Regions from separate parts of the Homo sapiens genome. Here region 1 is linked to region 2. The links are chromatin loops, found by intact Hi-C in ENCODE. Cell type or tissue: K562. All regions are shown on one strand. Each heading gives the region's core, and the rest is flanking DNA. Links, peaks and the distances in the headings are about the cores only.

Region 1 (2,916 bases), core at 176-2,675, 230 kb after region 2:
CTTTCCCCTCTCTTTCTCTCTTTCCTCTCTACTGTTCTTTCCCTGCCTCTGCCAGCTGCTTATGCTGCTGTTCTCCTCTCTCCTTCCCTTTCCCCTAGGGGAAGGACCTGCAGTAGTGGAGCTACTCTTTCTTCCCCTAAAAAGAGGACACCCAAGATGGACATTAACTCAACCCAAGTTTACAACTGAGGTCCTAAGAATTGCTCAATTTGGTCTGCCACACCGTAAGGGTCACCTAGTAGCAGTTTAAGCTCCTTTTTAAAAAAAATTCTGGACTTCTGAACTGGTTAGGGGAGTATTTACAAAGCCAATGGCCACCCCCTCCTTGTGGTACCTCTTTCAAAGCGAAGAGCACTGGGGCTGACCTCTTAGGTACCAAGGGAAATGGGAAATCCTGAATATCTTTTTTACATTGTTCTACCTCATGCTGGAGTCCTTTTAGAGAGGGGTATTTAGGTTGGGAGAGAACAGGCTGATGGGATGGTAATTCCCAAGAGTCAGGGTTATAAGGAGGAGGGATAATGTGAGTAGAGGAGGAATTTGGAATGGGATCTGAGGCAGCAGTGGCTGTCTGAGGGGAAAAATTGGGGACACTGAATGGGGGAAGATAGTCTAGGGGATCCCATGTGCTGGAATTTTTAGGCATGAGAGCTGGCTCCTCTGACTTTTCATTTTGAGGTGCCAGATTGGGTTCTTCCCTATTTGTTTTTAAGGGAAAAAGGAGGGCAGGTCCTTGCCTCCATAGCCTAGTTCTTCTTGAGACACTGGACTTCTATCATTAACATATCAGATTAGAAACTGACACATTGCATCCTCATTCGACCTAAACTTCGGCCAGAAGATTGAGGGTTTGAGGATGGGTCCCTGAGTCCAAAGAAAACAGCAATATTTTATCATTTGTTGCTTTTTCCTATGTTTAGTCCTTTCATTAGCCTTCCAGTGTTTTAGCATGAGACCTAGGGGGCTATCCAGAGTGATATCTTTGTTACCATCTTTATCCTCCTTGCTCCCTCTCTTGCTTGGTGTATTTCCCATCTTGATGGTTTTGGGGTAAGGTTCAAGGTTCAATTTCCCCTACTGGAAATTTCTCACCTTTTGGGGTGAGGCTCAGTTTCCCCACTGGAAATTTCTTGTGTTTTGGGGTGAGGCTCAATTTCCCCACTGGAAATTTCTTGTGTTTTGGGGTGAGGCTCAATTTCCTCACTGGAAATTTCTTGCCTTTTGGGATAAGGCTCAATTTCCCCACTGGAAAGTTCTTGCCTTTATTTTTTTTTCCATGTTGCTGAGAGCTTGGGTTATTCCCATACTGAGGAATCATTTCTCACCCCTGAGGCTGCCACAAGGGGGCGGGGCGCGCCTCCTCACGAGACAGAACCAGAGACCATCCCAAGAGGGGAATGCAATCATGGGCGAGCCCCCAAATTGTTATATATAAAGTTTCAATGCCACAAAAGAAATAGCACTCAAATATAAAATTTTAATTCTCAGCGAGGCAAGTTACTTCTATAGAAGGGTGCACCCTTATAGATGGAGCAATGGTGAGCACACACTTGGACAAGGGAGGGGAAGAGGTTCTTATCCCTGACGCACGTGGCACCTGCTGCTGTGTCGTTCCCCTATTGGCTAGGGTTAGACTGCACAGGCTAAAATAATTCCGATTGGCTAATTTAAAGAGGGTGAGGGGGTGGGTGTTTTGGCAGGAAAAAATGGTTAAGCAGGGTGAAGAACGAGTCAGGGCGGAGCAGGTAGCAGGTAATCTGAATAAGTTAGAGTGGAGCAGGTGATTGGAATGAGTCAGAGTGGAGTAGATAATCAGAATGAGTCAGGGTGGAGTAAGTAATCGAAAAAAGTTGCTTTACGAGGAAGTTAAGTTTAAAAGTAGAAGGCAAAGAATTAAACATACTGACATGCTGATTCTTTGAAGAGAAAATTAGAACTTATATCTAACACTAACGTAGTTTTCTATTGAAGAACAACTTTCATGGCCTTTAAATCTTAATGTATATAAAATTTTTTATTTATTTTTTATTTTTTTAGAGACAAAGGCTTGCTGTGTCATCCAGGCTGGAGTTCAGTTGCTTGATCATAGCTTACCACAGCCTTGAACTCCTGGGCTCAAGTGATCCTTGTGCTTCAGCCTCTTGAGTAGCTGGGACTACAGGCTACACACCCGGCTAATTTTCTCATTTTTTTTTTTTTGTAGAGACAGGGTCTTACTATTTCACCCAGGCTGGTCTCAAACTCCTGGCCTCAAGTGATTCTTTCACCTTGGCTTCCCAAAGGAGGTATAAAAATTAAATAAGATGGGCTGGACACAGTGGCTCACACCTGTAATCCCAGCACCTTGGGAGGCCAAGGCAGGCAGATCACTTGAGGTCAGGAGTTTGAGACCAGCCTGACCAACATGGCAAAACCCCATCTCTACTAAAAATACAAAATTAGCCAGGCATGGTGGTGCATGCCTGTAATCCCAGCTACTCAGGAGACTGAGGCAGGGAATTGCTTGAACCTGGAAGGCAGAGGTTGCAGTGAGCCGAGATCGTGCCTTTGCACTCCAGCCTGGGCGATAAGAGTGAAACTTCATCTCAAAAAATAAATAAATAAGATGGAAAGATAGGATAAGGCAGGCATTTTGACACATGAAGCCTGATGCATATCTTCTTTATTATTATTATTATCATCATCATTATACTTTAAGTTCTAGGGCATGTGTGCACAACGTGCAGGTTTGTTACATATGTATACATGTGCCATGTTTGTGTGCTTTACCTGTTAACTCGTCATTTACATTAGGTATATCTCTTAATGCTATCCCTCCCCCCTCCCCCCACTCCACGATAGGCCCTGGTGTATGACATTCCCCACCCTGCGTCCAAGTGTTCTCATTGTTCAAATCCCACCTATGAGTGAGAACAT
Region 2 (2,916 bases), core at 313-2,812:
GATTTTTTGTAGAAATCAACAAGCTAATTCTAAACTTTATATATAAAAACAAATAAACTAGAAAGGCTAAAGCAATTTTGAAGAACAACAAAGTTGGAAGATCCACACTATCTAATTTCAAGACTTAACTATAAATCGACAGTAATCAAGGCATAAGGGATAAGCCAGGGATGGTGGTGCGTGCATGTAGTCCCAGCTACTCAGGAGGTTGAGGCAGAAGGATGGCCTGGAGTTCAAGACCAGTCTGAGCAACACAGTGAGACCCTGTCTCAAAAAAAAAAAAAGAAAGAAAGAAAGAAAGAAAGAAAGAAAGAAAGAAAGAAAGAAAGAAAGAAAGAAAAGAAAAAAAATAGTGGAGAAGAAAGGATAGACATACAGATGACTGGAACAGAATAGAGTCATACATATATGGTGAATTGACTTTCAACAAGTTTGGAAAGAGGCAATTCAATGGAGAAAGGATAGATTTTTCAGTGAATAGCTGGAACAATTAGATATTCATATGTAAAAAAAATGTACCTCAATCTACGCCTTGCACTCTCTACAAAAAAGATCATAGACCTAAGCATGACACCTAAAGCTAAAAATCCTCTAGAAGAAAACAGGGAGAAATCTTTCTTTCAGCAAAGTCCTAACCCCACTTGGCTTTGTGAGGTAGGTTGATAGAATTGTTGTGACAATAAGGGAGATAGCAAAATGAAGGTTACTAACATAGTCCCTGCTCTTTTAAATATCTGTTGCTTTGTCAGTTTCCTTCTCTTTCCCCCCATGACTGATCCCAAAATAACTTACCACAGCCTATTTGACAAAAGCCAATGGAAGTATCAAGTGATTGTGAATAAATTGAATACTAAGACCCGGCTGGTCATCTCGTGAATCTAGCATTTTCATTAGGTTCTTAATTTTCCACCAGAAATGACAGCAGTCCTACCATCTGTTTGGTGCTTTTAAAACATACGGATTGCTCTTAATCAGCTACACAAATTGCCCACACTCCAAGCTGTTGAAATTGAATACCAGCTTCAAATACCTGCTGCTCAACTTTATCGAAAATCCCGTGGAGCATAGTTTGAAAGTCATACTCTCTGTTCTTTTCTTTTAGCATTATTTCCCAGGTCAAGACAGCTCAGACACAGCTGCATGAAGAAACCCATGGTCTTGACTCCAGGAATTGTCTTCTGACTTGGTGTCATGCCTTCATCCAAAATGAAACAACTTTAGGAAACCTCTCATGGAATCCATTATTACCTTTAGTGAATACACTGTAAACCTGCATTTCAACTTATTTAGTTTACTTTTTTATAGTGTGTATGTTCATTAAGCCACCTCAAATCTCTTGGGAAACTATATGGACTCTAAATAATCCTGGTGTTATAATAATCGCTGAGGAGTTGGTGCAATTATACAAAATTTCCACTAGGAGGAGGCAGAGCACGAATGATAAAAAATTCAGGTTAGACTATCATTTATACGTTGTACAATTATTTCTAAATTAGAATCTTTATTATTTTAAAAAACATACATAATTAAAATAGATCCTTTGAATATGTGGATGTGGTATAATTTAGAAGAGGAATGTAAATTTTAAAAATTATGCCCTACATTTTAGCTGCAATTTGAACAGACACAATGAATTCAGTTGGAACTCAGGGGAATTTCCCTAATTAGAAGGCTGAAGAATTTTAAGCACAAAGAAATGTTAAATGTAGACAGTGTACAATAATTTTTAAAGGTAACTCTTTTGATAACATTTATTGTTTGCTTTTTTTTTCTAGGTGCCATTTAAGGAAGACAAAACTGTATTTTATTCACTAAATCTACTTGGCATTTGCTTTTTAAACTTTAGTCATGGACTACACTCAAAGATTGTGACTCGTGACCTTGGCATATATCACAGGACCTGCTGAGGACAGGAGTGGGGGGTCTGTCAGTGACACAGCAGGGAGGGTCGTAGATAAGGAATCCACAAAAGACAGGGGTAGCCAAGGGCCACTTTCCACAAAGTGGCACTGTCCTCACAAGATTGGGAAAGTGTTTAAAGAAGACTCAGCCAGGCATGGTGGCTCATGCCTGTAATCCCAGCTCTTTGGGAAGCCAAGGAGGGCAGATCACCTGAGGTCAGAGGTTCGAGACCTGCTTGGCCAACACAGTGAAACCGTGTCTCTACAAAAAATACAAAAATTAGCTGGTGGGGTGGCAGCCACCTGTAGTCCCAGCTACTTGGAAGGCTGAGGCAGGAGAATCACTTGAACCCGCGAGGTGGAGTTGCAGTGAGCCAAGATCGCACCACTGCACTCCAACCTGGGCAACAGAGCAAGACCCCGTCTCAAAAAAAAAAAAAGAAGAAGAAGAAGAAGATTCAGCACTCTCAAGTGCAGTGTCAGCAGCAAAAAAGCAGGGAGTATCAAAAAGTCTCTGCAAAGGAAAAAGAGGGAGAATCGAGTAGATGCTCTAATGAATTCTGTACGTAGATAGCCTGGGCAAGGATACCATAGAGTTGGGATCTAACTAACACCAGCTAGAAGAGAGCATGATTTCTCTTGCTATCTGATGATAGGCAAGTAATGATTAGGTTTAGGGAGTCAGGAAAGGATACTAACTTTGCTCCAGTTCTCTCCTGGGCAATGGAGATTAGGCAGAGGGTATGCTTGGAGAGGCCTTTGTGGGGTGAGCAGGGGCAGGTGGTAAGAAATAAGAGTTGAGAAAAAGACAGTTCTCTCCTGGCCTCTTAGTGGGGAACAATCAGGGAAGCCAGCTGTGGCTCCCAGGGGCCCAGGGTCCTCTGGGCTGGGGGAACCAGGGCTTCTCAAGGGCGAGTTCCTCTGGGGGGTTTTGGTTTGGTTCTGTTTTGTATTGGTAAGCTGTCGTTGCAGTATAACATACATAAAGAAAAGAACACAAATCATGAGTTGTTCA

The links. A loop is a pair of places that touch in the nucleus more often than their neighbours do. Peaks named below come from ENCODE experiments on the same cell type or tissue, not always from the same donor. Only the 100,000 strongest peaks of a DNase experiment are listed, where the experiment ranks them.
Region 1: it touches region 2 in a loop (2.7-fold over the local background); 3 of 110 quality-filtered maps call a loop at or near these places.

The regions. Positions count from the first base shown.
Region 1 is chr18:8,881,371-8,884,286 of GRCh38, forward strand. No RefSeq gene overlaps it. Among named protein-coding and RNA genes, the nearest start is that of GACAT2, 180 kb to the left of the region's middle. In K562, for the core only: a CTCF peak has its summit at 1,346 (motif pointing right); DNase peaks (open chromatin) are centred at 1,351 and 1,711.
Region 2 is chr18:8,653,275-8,656,190 of GRCh38, forward strand. No RefSeq gene overlaps it. Among named protein-coding and RNA genes, the nearest start is that of RAB12-AS1, 18 kb to the left of the region's middle. In K562, for the core only: CTCF peaks have their summits at 1,408 (motif pointing right) and 2,002; DNase peaks (open chromatin) are centred at 1,387 and 1,947.